2 separate regions of the Mus musculus genome follow, and region 2 is linked to region 1. The links are chromatin loops, found by intact Hi-C in ENCODE. Cell type or tissue: heart. All regions are shown on one strand. Links, peaks and the distances in the headings refer to the core of each region. The heading gives the core; the rest is flanking DNA.

Region 1 (10,510 bases), core at 2,496-7,495:
ACTTTCTTGCCTGGGGAACTTCTGGCAGAGATAAAGAACAGGGTAAATTATCTACTCAAATTTGTTTCTCTAGCATTGCAAATGTATATGAAATAAATGCCTAGTTAAAAAAAATTGTTTCTCATTCTGTTCTCTCCCATGCTCTCTTCACATGATCTTATCATGTGGCAATATCATCCATGATCCAGTGCTGCACTCACATTGAAGGTTGGCATCTGCCACCCACCAGCCTGCTAGTGTAACCTCCGTGCCATGGAACCTCCAACCACTGCTGAAGCTACCACCCAATCCTTTAGTGATGCACTAGCTTGAAAGACCTAACACTTTTTGAATGTTTAACTTCCAGTGTTCAAAACCTACCAAATTAATCAAAGCTGGGACACTGATTGAATCTACCAATAAACAATCTATAAAAAGACTGCCACAAAACTGTCAGGCCCAGAATTCCCTTCTCTTTCCTGGTACCAGGTTATCTGGGTATCAGTCCCACAAAAATGGTAGCATTGAGTACCATGGAGAGGGTGAGTCTCTGTGCCCAGTATCTCTTGAAATGCAGCCAGGACCTTGTCCTTGTTTGATATCTGGTGTTTCTGCTGTTGATTTACTGGGGAGGGGAGTTCAGTTGAAAGCAATAAACCTCCTTTTCCCTCTAAAAACAGATGTTTAAAGGAGTTATCTGATTTCTTTTATACCCTGTATTATCATGTGCATAGATCAGTTCCCTACTTAGAGAGTTATTTTGGTATATAGGTCTTTAGGGAATTGTAAGTTTTGCTGAAGAGGAACACTTGAAGTAAAAGTTAGAGGACTTGGGTTCTAGTTCTAGTACCAAAATGTCACAATGCAGAGGCATTAAATCTTTCAAGACATGGCTCTAAAGCAAGAGTCTTGAAATAAGTAACCTAAAGATAACTGTCACCTACCTCCTTCCCAGCAGATGACCTTGCTCATTCTCTGGTGAGCCAGGGGCTATGACAGGGTCTACTCTGCCTCTCTACCTCTTATCACTTTGAATCGTTGCCCCAGGCTTGTGATTTCCTAAATCACATTTGCCCTTCTTTCCTACGATGAGTTTTCTACATGGGTTCACTTCCTCTGTCTCATCTGCAATGTTGCTGAAGGTGACCTCCATGCTTCTTGCTCACACTGGCCACTGGACTTCCTCAGATCACCAGAATGCTACCCACCACCTCATGCCTCTCTGGTTCTCTCCTAGGAGTCCCTTTAATTTTATTTCCATTTTAATTCTGTTCATTTATTACAGATCTACTCCATATCATAGAACTCATTTCTTTCTCAAATTTGTAGGTTTTCTGAGGTCTTACACAGAACAGGACTCAACCCAGACTAATAACAACAACAACAAAAAAGTTGCTATTGGTAAAGCTAACTTGCATTGCATGTGATGTCTGTCATGAAAATGGTTGAGAAACACGCGTCTTTGTCACTGTTGTCAGCTGACCACAGACTCAATCCCCCCAAAATACAACTTTCCAATACATGTTTTCTATTTCTCTAGTTTAGAAACTTGTTCCAAATTTCCATGATGAATAAGAGAGATTGGTAATGTGGACTTAAAATGCTTACAATCTCTGGAGAAATAAAAGAGAAGTTTTGAGAGATACATCAAGACCTCTGCTTTAAATTTCTCTTACAAATTTAGCAAATAGTGTGACCAAAAATGTATTTCTTGTCAGAAATAAAAATTTTACTTCCCCAAAAATACATTACATATGACAATTCTTTCACTTTGTAAATAATAAGAATTAGTTGAACAAAAACTAAAAACTTAGGGATAAGAGTACAGAAGAGTAAGAGGTTGTGATAAGAACCAAAATAAAGCTAAATGCACATGGTAGTGTGTGGCTTCTCTGAGAATTTGTGTCAGGCATAAGTCAGGTAATGATTCCAGGTCTGAGAAATTCTCCTTCACACACTCCTGAAAGCCACAGCATCTCCCACCCTCCAATACATTCGAACAGATAACAATAATCTTTTTCCTTGTTTTTAATCTTCATTTTCCCAACTGACATTGATTTTATTTCCTCCTGGCTCATCTGACTGAATGTTAAGCATTATTTCTCTACTTCCTCTGGTTTGTTACTCCATTTTATCTAATGGTCATATTTAGTCTTTCCTTCTTGCTATACTCTACAACATTCTGTAAGAATGTTGATATTTAGCAACAATTTGAACTAACCAGTAACCCCAGAGCTCCCTGGGACTAAACCATCCATCAAAGAAAACACATTGTGGAACTCATGGCTCTAGCTGCATATGTAGCAGAGGACGGCCTAGTTGGTCATCAATGGGAGGAGAGGCCCTTGGTCCTGTGAGGGTTCTATGCCTCAGTACAGGGGAATGCCAGGGCCAGGAAGCAGGAGTGGGTGGGTTGGGGAACAGGGGGAGCTGGGAAGAGATAGGAGATTTTCAGAGGGGAAACTAGGAAAAGGGATAACATTTGAAATGTAAATAAAGAAAATATCTAATAAAAAATAAAAAGAATAAAAGAAAAATAGCAAGATTAAAAAAAGAAGAAAAAGAATGTTGATATTTTTGTACATTGTACATCATTCTTCTATTGATATTTTTGAACATTTATTAATTGACTGACTTGTTTAGTCAATATTTATTGATTTCTAACTATATATTACTCACCAGTCTAAGTGCTTAGAGCAAACCTTACAATTTAGTTGAAAAAACAAGCTGTAAACATGCTCACCCCAGGTGTGGCGGTACACTCTAGTGCATCCAATACTCAAAAGGCTGAGACAGGAAGATCTGGAGTTTGAAGACTACCTGAGTCCCACGGGAAGAGCTTATCTCCAAATAAAACAACAATGGTATAGAGCAAGATATGAAACTCAAACCAGCAGAAACTGTGGGACTATTTCAGGCAGTAGAATGAAAGCTGAAGGAAAAGAGGAAAATCTCACAAAAATCTAGAACATTCCTCCTAGAAAGAATTTTTTGCAACTGTTCCCTGGGGCAAAACTGACTAGCTAGGTTGTTGCAGTGAATAATTAGAAAACTGTTTAGGCCCTCAGATCACACCAGCAAAAGATTTCATTTAATTAAGGCTCACAATCTATTTTTAATTATTTCCCCCAACAGAAATTACCACAGGAAACACAAAATAATCGAAACTATACTGTTCCCTTGACAGCCTCCTTGAATTAATTACTGCTGAGGACCTGCAGGTATTCAGAGAATTCCAGATGAACAGAATGGACTCCTGGCCCTAAAGCATCCCAGAATGTAGCAATGGCCTTATGTAGTAACAGCTTAGTTCCTGCAGAGCCCTGCTCCTGGTCCTAGGCAGAGTCTGTCTAGGTGAATGAAATACCATCCATGTGATCTGGAGGATATCATCCTGAGTTAGGTAACCCAATCACAAAAGAACACACATGATATGCACTCATGGATAAGTGGATATTAGCCCAGAGACTTAGACTACCCAAGATACAATTTGCAAAACACATGAAACTCAAGAAGAAGGGAGATCAAAGTGTGAATACTTCGTTCCTTCTTAGAATGGGGAACAAAATACCCATGGAAGGAGTTACAGAGACAAAGTTCGGAGCAGAGACTGAAGGTACAACTATCCAAAGACTGCCCCACTTGGGGATCTATCCCATAAACAACCACCAAACCCAGATACTAGGCAGATGCCAACAAGAGCATCCTGACAGGAGCCTGATATAACTGTCTCCTGTGAGGCTCTGCCAGTGCCTGGCAAATACAGAAGTGGATGCTCGCCGTCATCCCAATGGATGGAGTACAGGGTCCCCAGTGAAGGAGCCAGAGAAAATACCCAAGGATCTGAAGGGGTCTGAAGCCCCAAAGGAGGAACATCAATATGAACTAACCAGTACCCCCAAAGCTCCTTGGAACTATACCACCAATCAAAGAAAACACATGGTGGAACTTGTAGCTCTAACTATATATGTAGCAGATGGCCTAGTTGGTCATCAATGGGAGGAGAGGCCCTTGGTCCTGTGAAGGCTCTATACCCCAGTATAGGGGAATGCCAGAACCAGGAATGGGAGTGGGTGGGTTGGGGAGCAGGGGGAGGGGAGGTGAGAGGGGATTTTCGGAAGGGAAATTAGGAAACAGGATAACATTTGAAATGTAAATAAAGAAAATATCTAAAAATAAATGAATAACTAAATAAAATACTAAAAAAAAAAAAAAAAGAATACCATCCATGCATCTACGCAACCACATGCACACCTCACCTGCACCTGCACATGTCACACTTGGCTCTAGTGCCACCAATGCCTCAGTGCTAGCTTTTCCTCCACTAAACGTAAATTTTCTAGAGGAAAAAAACTCAGTTTTATTTACAACTATCTCAGTATCTAGAAAGTAGTACCTAAGTTTTAATCTCAGCACTTGGGAGGTAGATTCAGAAAGATCTCTGTGAGTTGTAGGCCAGCCAGGGCTACTCAGGGAGGCCTTGTCTAATACGAAGAAGAAGGAAGAGGAGGGGGGGGGAGGAAAAAGAAGTTATTTTAATAAAAGAGGGGATATGCTGGCATGATGATCAAAAAGATAAACGCATATTCAGTTCCACGAGTTTTTATAGGAGGGTATCAATACTGTGTTGATGCTACAGCAGAATAAAATCAGATTGACAGAGATGATTGTGACTCAGTTCACATAAATAACTCATGCTTGAACTTACTGTTCATGTCAAGAAACAAGGAAAATACATGCAATATCATATTTAATAAAGTATAAGTGCTACAGAAAATGGTCTTTCAGGGATAGGAGATGTAGGAACACATCACCAAATTAGGATCAACAGACATTTCACAAATAGGAGAGGGCAAAATTTGAGTGTTCTCTTGGAAGCAATGCCAAGACAGGACTTGCTGTACATTTTATAAATGGACTAGAAGAGACTGAGTAATATGATGTTTCAAATTCTGCAAATGACACATTAAGCATCTCTGGGGTGTGAAATGCCAACCTGATAAAAATAAAACACAGTACACTTAGAGAATGACAGGCTGTAACTTCCCAGAGCCCCATAATGAGGTCTGGCAACTGTGTGAGGCAGGCAGGTGTCTCTCCAGTTTCCATCCCAGGACTGGCTTCCTTGGTTCTCTGTGTCCTACTGTCCTCTGAGTTCTTGGGCCCTTGGGCCTGGTAACCTGTCTCACCAGCAAAGCTCAGAAAGATTGGAATAGCATAGTAGCTCATAGATCCAGCCAAGGCCTGAAACCCAACCTAATCACAGGTGTGGTTTGACCAGGACATCAAACCCCATGTGCTAGCAAGAGCCAGAACAGCCTAGTCCTCAAAGGCACAGACGCCAGAATATTACAAATGAGCTGTCCCTTCTCAAAGAGGACAAAAGCTTTCTACTGAAAAGTTAAAAGGAGTGAATTGGCCTGAGCCAGGCTGACTCCACGACAGGCTGCAAACTAGCAGTTCAGGAGACCAGGCCTGAGTTTCTACTTGTCAGAACTTAGCAAGTTAGTTACTGAAACAACCACAGGCTTGTGTAAAAGGGACCCCTCCCCAGCTGCTAAAAGGACAGTTAGCCAAGCTTGTGGACAAGAATAGTCTGAATCATAGCATCACCCAGAGCCCCAGAGATAAAACTAATCAATCAAGATATAAGTCACCCTAATGTTCCTCCTTTTTGGCTTTAACACTGAATCTGCAAATTAATTTAGGGGTCCTTCCATCCAGATGGAATTGAGCCCCTGTATGCAGAAATAAACACTCTTTGCTTTTGCATAGTATTTGAGTCTGGGGAATCAATTTTCGGTAAATCATGGACCCTAGCAATGCCTGGCTCCTCTACACAGAGATGGTGAGCCTGCTATTACTGTAATGTGTGTCCCAGCCTGAAAAGTACAGACACATTTAGGAGCTTCCTAAATGAATGCTCACTCACTCCTACTCCCAGTGGGCTTTAAGGGAAACTAGAGCCACTTTGGAGAAGTCAAAAGCTAACATGGGCTCTTGTGGCATGCTTCTGAAGGTGGCTCTAGACACCTGGTGACACAACTCACTGAACTACGTGTCTGACATGTATGAAAGCTACACAAAATATTCAGTAGACTCATACCTCAGAATAACACACTTACTTTTTGATACTTATAATCTTTTAATTATATTTGCTTACATCCAGAAGCCAATAATCATTATGTTGTAGCATTGACAGCATGAAAAAAAATTCACTAACAAATATCTTAGTGCATTTAAGGTAAAAGTAATGATAATGCTGTTTGTTTTTATCTTAGCTTAATCTATACTCCAAAGCATAAAAGTTAGTTGCTCTTATTATCTACATGTCATATATATAAAGAAACTGAAGCTCTGAAGACTTAAATAACTTAAGACAATGGGGCTCATAGCTGGTGAAGCAGGTACTTGAATATTGGCAGTTGGACACAGAAACCACATTCCAAACCTAAACAAATTCTGATGACTTTATTCATTCCTATAAAGATTCATTAGGATGTACACTTACACATCAACCTAAAAATCTGTCTGGGTCAAATCTTCTAATCCAGCATAAGTGAGTGTTACATAGTACAGAGCCAACAACAACAACAACAACAAAGTGGAGAAGGATCACAACACAGTCCCTCGAAGTACCATAAAATGTCCACTGCATGCTCTAGCTTAATCAGAAAACACTAAATGTAGTCTGTAGTTTAATGAGAACAGCAGGTCTGCCCTAAACCCCAAATCTTAAGAGGATGAGTCTTATGCTGGTTTCTCCCTTCTATTCTACAATACGAGAGGTGGTTTCAAGGCAAAAAAAGCACAGCTGAACGCCACCAGAGGTCATGTGGATAGAGAGAATATTTCCATGTAAAACAAAGATCAAGTACTCCATGGACACAAAACGTTCCATCTGGAAAACAAGTCACCAAGGGAAAAAAGCAAGCATCGGTCTGTTTTAACATTTTAACTGGATTGCATGTAAACAAAATCCGCCCAACTTGAAGCAATAAAAGCAGCGTTTTATAGAAAGTGAGCCAGAACACAGACAGGCATGTAAAACCTTTGAGGGTTTGCAGTTCCCTGGACCTGATAGTAAGTGCCACACTCCTATTTTATACAAATGTTATTTTAAAAAAGCATTTAAAACTGTTGACCACTTGGTCTTCCCCTTTCAGAGCCACATGCTGAAAACATTGTGCATGAAATGAAATGGCGTGGCTTGAAATCACAGAGTTTGGAAAGCAGACAGTGAAAAGAGGATCAGATGGGCAAGTAAGCCGTGGGTCCTGAATTATTCATCTGAGGGACAGAGACCCTAGGTCTGCTTCAGGGTCCCCTTCACCTCTCATCTGCACAGCCCTACTGATTGATGCATTTATTCTATAATGAAATATTTTGTTTTTTAAAAGAAAAAGACCCTACTTGAGGCTGGTGATGGCTCAGTAGGAAAAGTTGCATGCTGTACAAGCCTGGCAACCTGCAGTCAAATCCAGAACTACTTAAATCATGGAGGAGAAAATTCATTCCCCATGGGAGTACTCTGACAGTCACATGTACACTGTAGCACGTGAGCACATGCATACACACACACACACACACACACACACACACACACCATATACACACAAAAATCTATAAATACAAATTTAATTTTTTAAATGTAAATCTATTTAAGAAATTTTAATGTATGTTCTTCATTTGAATTTATTCAGAATGTTAGCCTACGTGTGTGTATGTATTAACACAATATATAGCAATGTTTAACATATATGCTACATGTAATTTTAGAATATGTGTATTATGTATTATGTATGTATGTATGTATATATGTATATATGTATGTGAAACAGATATGATCATCTGTATTGATATCTTATAATTTAGAGAGTGAGTGGAGCTGCATGTTCTTCATTAATCAGACTCTAGTACATAATGTATTTAAGTTCAATGAAAGTCTGCAATAACCAGGTTGAAGGCACAGCTTAATTTTGTTAAGATATATGTTTTCCTCTGCTCCTCAGAATTCTAATGCCAATCGCAGCTTGCCATTCAAACCCTATTTCAGCCTAGAATACAAAGGGTAATAACTAATCTTAACTACCAAGGCATCTCTAGTCCCCTAAAATGAAATGCAATCTTAAATTAGGACAGTGTTTTTAAAAATGTCTTGAGAGCAAGAGGGATGATCCAACAGTAAAGGATGCAGACGGCTCCTGCACAGGAGCCAAGTCTCAGTGTCACTACCCATGCAGGGCAGCTCACAGCTGCCTGTGGGTACAACTTCTACGTGTCTAACACTCTATTTTGGCCTCTGCAGGCATCTGCACTCAGATATACATACCTGCACACAAGCACACACATGTACACATAATTAAACAATATAAATAAATATGTTTGCGTTGTGATATGTGACAAAATCACCCAAAGTGATCACTTCATTAGGAACAAGACATGGTTCCAATCCATGTTAAACTGCCCTGCCCTGGGTCCTCCCTGATTGATGTGCTCATGCTCTGGCTCCTCCCTGATGTGCTCCTGCGAAGACTCTTCCCTGATCTGCCGTGCTTTTCCCAGGCTTCTGACTCCAAACCCATATTTCACACTTTAATCCTAGTTCTCACAATCTCTCTATGACACAAAACAGCAAAATTCCACATTTGCTTCTACTAAACACAAATGGTCCTTATATGGTTAGATTCAACTCATTACTGAAGGGCCTCTTGGTTGTTTACCAAATTTGTGCAAAAAAAGAAAAATGTTTAAAATACATGTGAAATTTCCTCATGTTATCACTGGAAGTAGCAAATCAAAGAGAGTGGCATTTAATTCTCTTACAGACAGCTGGAACTCTGCTGGATTTAGTAATAACAATATGACTTTCTACATGTGGAAATGTAGTTAAATGCATAGAAAAATAAACTGTGAAAAGAAAAACATGACTGATGTCTTATGTACCTAAGTTTTCTCTTCGATTCATACCAGCAAATCAGTATTTTCTCTTTAAGATGACCCTAGACGGCGTTTCCACGTTCTGTAGCTCAAGCTCGCTTACTAGGAGGGATAGAAAGGGAAAGAGAACTGGGGAGGTGGGAGTCTGCTCCCTTCAGAGGGGCACTCCTCTCTGGGCAGGGAGAATGGTTTCTCCCACATGATTTGATGTTGTTTAACTAATACTTGCTTTTCTTTCATTAGACAAAATTGCTGCAAATTTAATCAGAAGGGAAGTCCACTGGGCCAAAACTTTTAAATTACTTCCCCTTTCTGTAAGAAACAAAAAACTAAAGCTTTTTATCAAAGGAAATAGATAAAGAGCTTCCAAGATCAACAATCCAGGAAGTTGTAGGGTGAGCAAGGAATGCCTTTCCTAAGCCAAGCCCCTTAGAGAAGGAGGAAGCTGCAGCACAGGAAGGAAATCCCAAGGATGACAAGGTTCCAGTGCTTCCTGCTTCCCTCACCTAGGAGCCAGAACACAGACACAGGCACGCACGCACACACACACACACACACACACACACACACCACACACACACACACACACACCACACACACACACACACACACACACACACACACACACACACACACACACACCACACACACACACACACACACATCGCCACTTAAAGCTTAAAGCAGCCCCTACATATGAAACACAACCCCAGGCTTGCTGGCCCAACCCAGTCACTCTCACAAACAGCCACATTTTAACTCCTATCTTTGCTGACCTATAACCATGCATAAAACATATTTACAAAGGAGGATGAGGTAGACGCACAAGTACCACACAGATTTCATGAAGTAGATACGACAGCAAAGAACCATCAAGCAAAGACAACCAACACAGCAATGTTACTGACTCAAATTTAGTAAAATCAGAGTTATCTAACCCTGGCCTTCCTTTCGGTTGTAACTATGGTGGCTGATCAGTATGGAGCTGCCTACCACTCAAAAGTAGCAACCACAGAACTCACTCATGTGGCTCATAGGGGGATGGCTATACTTTGGGAGGCTGGCCCTGGTTCTGTCTCTCTGCTTCCTGGGTCAGTGATGTGTGAAAAGTAGCATCTTAGCAACTCCTACTGCCCCAGGCTGGGCTTCTGATGCCTTCCCTCTGTGTCAGCTCACTGGAACCAGGAGCTAAAATACAGCTTTGTTCCCTCGGGTAAAAATACAACCCATTCGGTTAGACTTGGTTTAGTGGTCTTCAGGAAACTATGTATTCTTTGATAGTGTGAACTGAGATGCACACAGGGAATGCACTGTACATGAGACCACACACATTTACATTTATATAGTACCGTGGGGTATAGTCACTCAGGTCTTTGTAACTGCTGTGAGCAGGCAGGGTAGGAAGGCTGGTGCGGGAAGAAAGGAAACGGTTTGCCTAGGCTTAGAGCAAGTTGTTGCCAATGTTTGCTCTATTCTCCAGATTTTTCTTTTCATCTCAGAGTACAAGGCTCACAGTCAACGTGAGTTAGGTGCTCAGCTGCTCTAGATGCCTGGGATCTAAGTGCATACTTACAGTTGGTTTCTTTTTTCA
Region 2 (10,510 bases), core at 2,270-7,269, 210 kb before region 1:
GAGTTTTTACTTATCAGGATGTTTTATTAGACTTGAAAAGAGGACCAAATGTTCTAAAAATAGGAGCTCCAGCAAAAATTCTACTTCTCCCGTGGAGTTAGAAATTACTTCGTGTTTATTTGCCAAATTTGCCTGAGGTTAAGATCTAGCTGAACAGCAACTACATTTCCCTCACCTAACATTTTCTGGATCTTTAATCTTCTCTATTGTGCTTCAGTGAACAATAAACAAACAAACAAACAAGTCAATCCACAAAGAGACTCACCATTACATATGAACCTTTGTGAAATTATGAAGGTTCACTCATAAGTATAAGGGAAAATCACTATATTATACAATAATTATGATGCACATAAATGAATGTTAAAAGCACATAATATGTCATGGCAAACAGAAGCCAGAGAGAAAATGGATAGACTGACAACTTCAGAGCAGTCACATGACAAATGTACAGAGCACCATTCATACAGATCCCATGTGACTGGCACCCCAAGGCTTTACTCGGTGCAAACCTCACATATTAGGAAGCACAATTCTGTCCAGCTCCAGAGGTTTGTTAACTAATAAATCTCATGTGCAGAAGGGGAGCACTATGTGCAGAAGGGGAGCACTATGTGCAGAAGGGGAGCACTATATGCAGACATTTCTACCAAGATAATTTCAGTTGTACTAATGTTTAACTTCAGTGAGATTCATGAACTCTCATGTGACTAATTGTCAAGGGCAGCAAAACTCAAGAATGCCTCTGTAAACAGCTACCGGGTGTCCTTGACGAAGAATCCAAGAGAACTGGCGTTCCCAGGAGCAGCTGTCTAAACAGTAAGGACATTTAAAAACCAAGGATAGTAGTAGTTACTCTTTGATCTCTCTTTCTGACCAGAGAAGAATTACTTAGAACAAAATTATACTTGGGGGGTGGCAATTACTAAATAGAGGTTACATAAATGATTCTGTCCAGTTAATGCTACAGTGATTTAGATGCAAGGTGTATGCTTTTCAGAACCTTCACTCTGATGGTGCTTGTAGAGACTGTACTATTTATTCTGTCTCTTGTTTGTCCTGAGGATAGATTTTAATAGCTGGGAGGACAGATGGGCCCATCCCTCCAGCACTGCAGCCACCACCTCCATCTATTCTTGCAGAGCTTATGATGAGTGGGATCAGTGGGTGAGGCGGTTCATAAAGAACCAGAGACACCCCACATACAATGCACAATGCACAATGCTCATGTAGTCAATAGTTCTTCTCCATGGAATCTGTTCTCTCCCAGTCTAAACTGTATTCTACATACAGGAGAATGGGCAGAAAGCGGCTGGCCTTCTCCTCTTATGATTTCAGCCCACAAGGACTGTATGAGTTGACTCCAGACATACAATGTCCATCATCAAAAGTCTTCCATCCTACTCACTGAAATTACTGCTAATCGACACTTTTTTCATCTGTAAGAGTTCACAGGCTGGCTTTATTTTTAGCAGTCACAGGAAGCTATTGGTTGAATATCAAGGCCACAATAGCATGAACCAGTTTCCTGAAACATGTGTAATATGAGAGTGTAATAACAGTGTGCAAATAGCCATGTTCTCACCAGCCGTAAGCACCTATAGTTCTCAAGTGTCTATACAGTTATTCCAGCGAAAACTCAAATTCCGAACTTTTAAGCAGACCAGAGGAATAAAATGCCAGTTCAGTGGTCTATGTGCCCTCATAGACCACAAGTAATTCTAAAGTAGTTAACATTCTTTATCTGTTTATTTTGCCTTAAGACAAAAAAAAAAAAAATGAAGTCTGATTTAATCAGGGGTTGTAAAGGTGGGGACAAAATGAGAGCAAACCAGACCCATAGGACTGTCTCAAAGCACCTGGGATGTTTGCACATAGCACATACAGTTTCTGACTCTGTTATGAGATGCCTGGGATCAACAACCCTTCATAAAAGAAAGATGTGTTTGGTCTCACAGTTTCAGAGTTTTCAGACCAGAGTCAGCCATGTTTCTTTCAGGCCTTCAGCAGCAGTGGGAAAGCCTGAAAATGCTCCCACTTCACAGAGAGAAAGAAGCAGAGAAAGAATAAGATAGGGGCTGGGTCTCCATCCAAGGCCAGTCAATGAACTAAACACACACACACACTACCTCTCAGAGCACCTCCTTGTAGTTCCACAGGCTGGCAATCAGGCCTACAGCACTGCTCAGGGGATGCACTAAGAACCATCCATGACTGCTATATATTTTAAATGTGTGAGAGAAATATGTTGTTTAGCACATGTCTAGGGAAAGCAACTTAACCTTCTAAAACTGAAACTGCTTTCCATTGACTAGGAATTCCCAGGCAAAAGAACCCATGCTGGGGTTGGTCTGTTGCTGCTAGGTATTCAAATGCAAAATACTGGCCCCCTAGATCTGGTTGCCCTCTGATAAGGAGATCTTCATGTAACATTGCCTCCTCAACCCCAAGTTATTGGTCAAAAAAGGCTAAAGCCTGTGATTGGCAGTAGACAGAGGTAAGTGGGTTTTCACTTACCTGGCTGGTAGTTAAAAGTTGAGGCCAGAGGGGAAAGAAGAAATGACAGGGTAAGAGGAGGAAGCCTCCATGAAAGGAGATGGACCTCCATGAGCATATGGCCAGCAGAAACAGCAAGCAACAATGGACATGTGGCTGGGATGTAAGTTAGAATAGCTCCAAACCTGCCCAATCCCAGCTAACAGCTTGTAAATAAAACATCTGGATTGTACGTTTTATACAAGCTAGCCAGAATAAATAATTCCTTTTACAAATCCATAAACCCCTTTTGTTCTAGGTGATTCATAATGTTGGCTGCTGGTAGCATGTGACTGTTGATTGAGGGATATTTAGGAAAGATTTGGGTGGTAATCTTTGTATACTAGAGTGCACTGTCAAGTAATTGAAAAGTTTCCCATCCAGAGCACATTGAGAGTACTAACCTTAAAAATACATACAAAGAGGAGTTTCAGGATTTTTAGCACACATAAGTTTGTCCTGGCTTACAAACTGTATCATGGTGTGTTAACCTCCACAGGAAGAATTCTCTTCAGCTACAAAGAACCTACACAGCATCTCTGAAAGGCTACACCATGACTATTTAATAATCTTTCTACAGAATCATCTCACGAACCGAGTCTATGACCCAAACACCATTATTTTACGGTGTGCTGGTTAGTTGTGTTTTTTTGGTTTTTTTGTTTGTTTGTTTTTTTAATCTAACTAACATAATCTGAGGTCATACAGGAAGATAAAACCCTGTGTTTGTTACAAGAAAGTTGATGCTTTCTGGCCATGGTTGAATACTTCAACAAAATGAACTTAAGGAATAAAATGGATATTTTGGCTCACAGTTCCAGAGGGATCCAGTCCATCATGGCTGGAAAATCATGACCTCTGGCAGGGAGGCACAGGCAGAAGCAGGAGGCTGGCTGGTCACATTGTATCCACACCCAGCAACAGAGCAAAGGAAGTTGGGCTGGGCTATAAGCCTCAAGGCCCACTTGCAGTGACCCACTTCTGGCTGTAATTCCTAAAGTTTCCACAACCTTCTAAGCAGTGTCCAAACATGTAGAAACTCCTCACATTCAGACCCCACACCACCTGACCTTCAAGATGCCTGCAGAATCTATGATAGAGCATCCTATCACAGCCCTTCCCACCGCACCAGCCCTCATCCCTCATTCAGACATCTTCACAGTGCTCTAAAACTAGATTTGGATTGCTTGACTCTCTGTCTCTGTCTCTGTCTCTGTCTCTGTCTCTGTCTCTCTCTCTCTCTCTCTCTCTCTCTCTCTCTCTCTCGTGTGTGTGTGTTTGTGTGTGTGTGTGTGTGTGTGTGTTGCTACCTATGTTATGTATAGAGTACGTATATTTATGTATTCAGAGGTGTGAGCTCACTTTGCTCCATTTTTTCCCCTCCAGTGACTAATAAGGTCAGAGAAGGAGCTCATCCATAAACCTAAAATAAAAATGAAATCATCTTATTATCAGTTTATTTCTACGTGGGTCACTGTAGGCAATAATTGTAATAAGGTTACATGTAACTTATCTTGGCTACAACTCACCACAATCTGAGAGTATATAACAGTGGATTTCTCTAAATAAAGTTTACTATGAGAAAAGAGATCTTTGATACCCTCGCAAGCTGAAGCCAAGTCCGTTGGCCTGTGATGTATCTATTTATTAGGCTCATGCCAGTTTTGAATTATTCAGAATCATTATATAATGCAGTTTTCATTTGAAAAGAAAAGTGTGCCTCTTAGAGACTAAATTTAGTTCTACTGGAGATAAAGTTAAGCAGTGTGTGCTTCCATAATCATGCCAGCAGCCCAGCTTTTATCTCTACCAAACTCTGGAGTGGCACAGCTGGGATGCAGCCACCCAAGGCACAAATCCGGATATCAAGTGACTCTCTTGCCTAGAGCTCCGAAGCATTAATATTCTATCTTATCAGAACCAGCCTACATTGTTGGAGAAGAGTTGTTCAAAAGAAAACAGTGTCTTAAACATGTGCCTTTAAAAAATGTATTTGCCCCCTTTTAGGACACAAATGTATATAATAAAACCCCCCCTCTCCCTTATCGGCTTTAAACTATATGTCTCTCTCTCAAAGGAAAAAAAAAAAAACCTGTACAATATCTTCCTCCATAACTAAAAGTATCAATGAATTTAGTGGCTTCAGAAAATAAAAGTGGCTACAGATCACTTCCTAGAAGGTTGGTAATTGACAATAAGACTCTTGACCTGATTTCCTATAATTGATATGAAGCCAATGAATGGTGATTAACTGACCAGGCAGGACTTTAAGAACGTCTCATGCCATACTAAGACGTCCTACCATATCTTCATTTTGATTTGTTTTTCTTCCCACTCTTATTTTCAGATTGTCTTAGTACCCATTGTCCAGTATTGAGACACAGGCAGGCTTTGGGCCTCTTGAAAGGCTTAAGATTTTCACTGTTTCCTCATGGCAGGTTTCCCCGGCCTCTCCAATAAGGTCAAATCTCACAGTATAGTCTCTCTTCTTTTTAGTTTTTGTTTCAATTTGATTTTGGGTTTTTTGTTTTGTTTTGTTTTGTTTTGAAACAGGATTTTATTCTTGAGTCCAAATGGGCCTGGAATTTCCCATGCAACCCAGACTAGCCCTAAGATGGAGACAATCCTTCGTCAGCCTCTCAGGTGCTGGGATTACAGCTGTGCACAGCCATGCCCTTCTCTACTCACACACTCTGATAGTATCCACACTCCTCCTGCAAGGTACTCCTAACGGTAACAAGGCCAGCACTCACTGCCTAGTAACTTTTACAACATGAGACTAAGGGCCTAGCCTTAAGCCACTACAGACTTAACAAATACCTTCACTGAATGGATAGATTTGGTTTCAACAAAACAAAACAAAAATCAACCCAACCTAGTTTTGAATAACTGCTCTCTGGGCATCACTGGTGCACGGTGATAGAAACAAGACTTGGGAAACAAAGGTAAGAGATTGGCAACCTCAAGACATAACCAGGCTATATACAGTGAGATCATCTTAAAAATATTGGCTAACGTATGCATTAGAAGTCACTTTTGTACCTAGCACTACCTTATCTGTAAATGTTGAAATAGAAATACATCAATTCTTTAATATAAGAGAAAGAATTATTTTTATATTAGTAAGGCAAATAGTAACAGGAGTTTAAACATTTGTGAAGGAAGGTCCTTTTAAATACTTAGTCCCAGGATAAGACATAAAACTCAGATGTGCATTTTAGATGTATACTCTTCATTTTGGCGCATGCCTTTAATCCCAGAACTTGGGAGGCAGAGGCAGGAGGATTTCTGAGTTTGAGGCCAGCCTGGTCTACAGAGTGAGTTCCAGGGTAGCCAGGGCTATACAGAGAAACCCTGTCTCAAAAACAAACAAAAAAAAAAGAAAGAAAGAAAGAAAAAAGAATGCATTCTTTGGTATATATAAAGAAAATCATACTTGTACATGAAATTCAAGTTACTGTTGCTGCTGTGTGTGTCCATGTGTGTATGAATGTGTGCAATGTTAGTATGTGTCTATGTGTGTGCATGTGAATGTGTGTGTGTGTGCATTTGTGTTCCTAGAAGTATCATTCCATTCTCTCTCTTACTACCCTTCTACTTTCCAGTGATCAGCAGCTCGCCTTGAGCGGCATCTGGTGGAGATCCCATGAGCTGGGCCTTGCTGGGTGGTCGAGACTGAGTCAGTTGCCTCTACAGACCTTCACCTGAAGCTTCACGACTGCTCAGCTGTGCTCACTAAACATTCCAAACACAACAGACACCATAGCTACCAAAACTCAAACATTATTTTCAGGCTGGTGAATATACAAAACATAGTTTTATTTAAATTGGAGGGAATTTAAGTAGATGTAGCCTAGAGGAGATACCAAGCAATATACAACACCACTTTCGCTAGCTATGAATCATACTTGACCCATAAAATCTGAAGCTATTTAGGTTGGCTAGCAAATTTTTGAGCATCTAGGTGGCAAGCACGGGTGAGCAGACAAGCAGAAACATCACACAGCAGCTTTTACTCCTGTGTTCTGTTCTGAACGATTTATTTTCACCGTGGAGCACTTGGCCTGTAGAAGACTGTAAGATGTCGGCTGACTTCAACCCTCAGAACCTCAACAACGTTGCTTGAGCATCCTCAGTGCAATTCAGCCTTGCAGAATGAACACAAGAACATCATTTTGTTTGCAAGTGTGGCCCATGCTTCACTTTAGAAACTGCGATGTGGAAAAGACAGTACTGGACGTGGGGCACAATGGAAGATTGACAGCAGTGGACTTATGCTTAGGGCCTTGCAGTGCTGTGGGGAGGAGAGTATAATGCCAGAAGCCAGATGAAAAAGAAAGAATTTAAAAGTAGAGAGATTTATACAACTGAAGAATTTAGTGATAAGAAGCCCAATGTACTTAAGAAAGGAAATGCCGTTAAACTATAGAAATGGATTGAAAACAAAGTATTTGATGTTATCATAACATATAAAAAGTTGTAAGGATGTTGGCAATCATAAAGAATGATCTTGTTTTCCGTTTGGAAATCCTAGCCCCCAAAGAGGCAAGAGAGTGTAAGAGCTCTGGCTACAGATGGGAAGTTGCGGGTGTGCAAACTCGCCACTCTGTGGAATATATAATCTGGCCTCCCATCTGTCTAAACTCTTAGATAATCCTCAGTTAAGGTAGAAGGCAACTTTGGGCCCAAGGCTTCATTCTGCATCTATCATTGGAAATTGTTTTCTTCAGACATAGTGGGACTCAAGGCTTTTTTTAAACCCTCTCAATGTCCACCTGTCAAGGCCAGTGACTTAAAGGCTCATCAACCATAATCCTAAGGAGCCGTCTTTCTTCTCATGAGCCTGCTGATGGACACCCGGGAAACTTACTCATCTCACATTTGTAAATCAGCTCAGGTTTGCTATCCAAAGGAAAAGATCCCAAGATTCTGCTCTGAGAGCTCCGGTAATAGACGATTTTGAGCTGCAGAACCTTGACTATGGGCCTGAAGAAGGGATGCTAAAGCAACTAAGACTTTTGAAAGCTTATGTGTGAGACATAGGTCTGAAACTCCCCATGTTTCCTCAAGAAGTGGTGGGCTGTCGGGGCTAGGGAGATAGCTCAGTGGGTAACACACTTGATTTCAAACAGGAAGACCTGAATTGAAATCTTCGGAACCCATGAAAGCTGTCTCTGCAGCAGTGAACATTAGTGATTCCCAGGTTCTATAGTGAAGTGAGAGGCTGATATGTAAATGTCTCCAGATTTTACAACACATGGACATTCCAGACAAGCAACATACACACTCATACACACACACCGTCACACTCAAGCATACACATGATTGAAGCTGGCCCGGTATAGTCTGTTGTTCATGTCTATAATCCTAGTCCTAAATACTGGTAAAACTGAGGCAGGAAGATATCAAGCGAGCCTAGACAGCAGGGGTGAAGTTTTTTTGTCACAAAAAAATATACAAAGAGCTGATGCTTGCCTAGTACATATAAGGTTCTGTTTCAATTCCCAAAGTCCTATGGGAAGACACTTTTATTAATAAAACAAAAAACAAAACCTTGCAGCTGGGAACATGAACTAAAAGTCAGTAAACAATACCAGCCAAGAGACAGGAGCTGAGTGTGCGCTCAAGGGCCTGGAGTCTGGTCCTTCTTCCTACCATTTTTGTTGGTTTCTTGGCTTTCCTCATTTTCTGGGCATCTTTCCAAAAGCTCATCTGCATCCCTGCTTTCCCGGGTGAGGGGAGGGAGGTGACTGATACACCCTCGCTAAGGAAGGCTACAGAGGTAGACCTCTAAAATAGAAAGTAACAGCTCCATTTGTAAGAGAAATGAGACTCCTGGGCCAAGGGGACTCCTCATGTTCCTTGGCCCATGTGTTCTATTTTCCCTAGAAAAGTAAACTTGGAAAGTAAGGTAGCGAGATCCTCGGTAAGTACAGTGTTAGACGAGAGCAATGCTGGTCTAGGCCTTGCGTTTCCTTTGTGCACTGGAGGAATATGCTGCCAGGGTGAAGGGGATGCTCCCTTGACACAGAAAGAACTGTGTTAGCACAAGCTTCTGTTACTAGACTGCTGCTTTGATGGTACATCACGGTTACTGGTAGGTAGCACATGCTTTGAGCGAAATCCTTACTTCATCAATTACTAGCTACATGCCATGTGAAAACTATTAAAGCCCAATCCTCAGTCTGTTAAATGACAGTAAGAACAGGAACTTGATGGGACGATTCTTAAAATTAGTTAGGATGCTGTGATAAAATCCACGCCTCTTTTCACCATAAGCACTTGATGCCCAGGACCAACCACAGGAGAAACATGTGCACTCCACTTCATACACAGCAAATGCCACTTTTGGCATATACTAACTTTTAATCCTTAGTCTACAGGTGTGTGATATCTATTCTTGGTGTCAACTTGACTACAATTCCAAACAGCTGGGCATCCTTGAGTGACCTGCCTTAAGTCTGGGTCATTTTTGGTCAGAAGACTCACCCTAAGTCTGGGTCCACCTTCTGGTGCCATATAGCTTATAGGAGATGGAAGAAGGTTTTGCATTTGGCTTACCTACCCTCATTCTCGCAGGCAAGTTCATCTGTCCTACTGCTGTGGCATTCCATCACTGGTATTAGAGCCCATTTTGATGTATGCTGAAGACCAACTGAGACATCCAGTCTCATGGACTGAACAATTAACAATGAACAAATACCCCATATTTACAAATGTTGCTATAACAGCCCAGAACCCTCTCCTGATGAACATCCTGTATGTGTGCACGCATGTGCGCACGCGCACGCGCGCGCGCACACACACACACACACACACACACAGAGTGTCTTACAGAATGATTTAAAGTACCTGTAACCCTCTTCTAATTCTCAATCTTTCAGAGATACATTGATACTCCTCTTCCAACTTCTTTTCCTATTAACCTGTCATCTTTTTTCTCTTCTCTTACTCCTCAACAATGACCAACACCTTCTAGTGTGTTTTCTGGCTCTGTTAAATGCATGTTACTAGACTGATGTCTATGTAGGTTCCCTTATGTAGCAACACCCCCCACAGTTTTGAGGGCATGAAATCTTGGGACTAAGTAAGGGAATCTGCCTGAGTTAGGAACCTAGTACCCAAAGAGAAGATGAGAAACATCAGGTCCTACCTTTCCCAAGAATAATGACAGACAAACCTCACAGTAACAAAACCAGAAAGTTAGGCAGAAAGATGACTCACAGCTAAAGTGAAACCCAAAAAATAGGCCCATTCTACAGTGTATGCTGGCATGCATTAAACTTGGGGAAAATAAATATGCAGCAGAAGACCCCACTGACAAAGGTATCGTTTGGATCAATTTTTATTTCCTCTCTGTCATTCAACTAGAAGTCAGTGGGGTTTATGACGAAGAAGGAGGCTGCTTTAGAGACCTTTCTCCATTAATCTCAAGTTACCATCTATGTCACTGATTTTTTTTTTATGATGAAATATTTGTCCTAACTTTAGACAAGCTTTTCTTTAGCTTTCCCAGCCTGCCAGTATTTCACAAATGTTTTAAAATGAAGAGTCAATCAAATTTAATCTCTTTAAATACACAACAGTGGCTCATAGGATCAGAGGTGAGGAGGACACTATACCAGAAGTAACTGGGACCAGTGGAACCCAGGAACTTCCCCTGACCAGTGGCACAGGTTCCTTTTAGTCTGGGCCAGTGCCCTGAGTAGACCTTGGGTGTGAACTCTACAGTCAGTCCCACAACACCCAGAGGAAGCTCCATTCCCAGTTGCTTTAGCAGGCCCAGGATCCCAGGATCCCAGGAAACCAGTTTAGTCACACCAGCATCTCAGGGTCCCAGAGGCAGCTTGACTCATAGGAGCTCTGATGAACCCAAGATCTGAGGATCACAGGATCCCAAAATCGCAGGATCACAGAGAAAGCTTGACTCTGAGGACTTCTGACACAACCAGGAGCACAAGAAGGACAGGCTCCA

Evidence for each region. Peaks named below come from ENCODE experiments on the same cell type or tissue, not always from the same donor. Only the 100,000 strongest peaks of a DNase experiment are listed, where the experiment ranks them.
Region 2: a loop joins it to region 1, with 2.3 times the contacts of the local background. A loop is called at or near these places in 3 of 42 quality-filtered maps.

Annotation. Positions count from the first base shown.
Region 1 is chr1:55,511,862-55,522,371 of GRCm38, reverse strand. The region is part of intron 1 of Plcl1 (phospholipase C-like 1); the gene reads right to left. It overlaps Gm39642 (a long non-coding RNA gene), which reads left to right and starts at 9,611. Exons shown (of 4, transcript XR_003947824.1): 1 at 9,611-10,510. In heart, for the core only: no CTCF peak of the experiment used is centred there; no DNase peak of the experiment used is centred there.
Region 2 is chr1:55,723,367-55,733,876 of GRCm38, reverse strand. The region is part of intron 5 of Plcl1 (phospholipase C-like 1); the gene reads right to left. Among named protein-coding and RNA genes, the nearest start is that of Gm32949, 160 kb to the left of the region's middle. In heart, for the core only: no CTCF peak of the experiment used is centred there; a DNase peak (open chromatin) is centred at 4,336.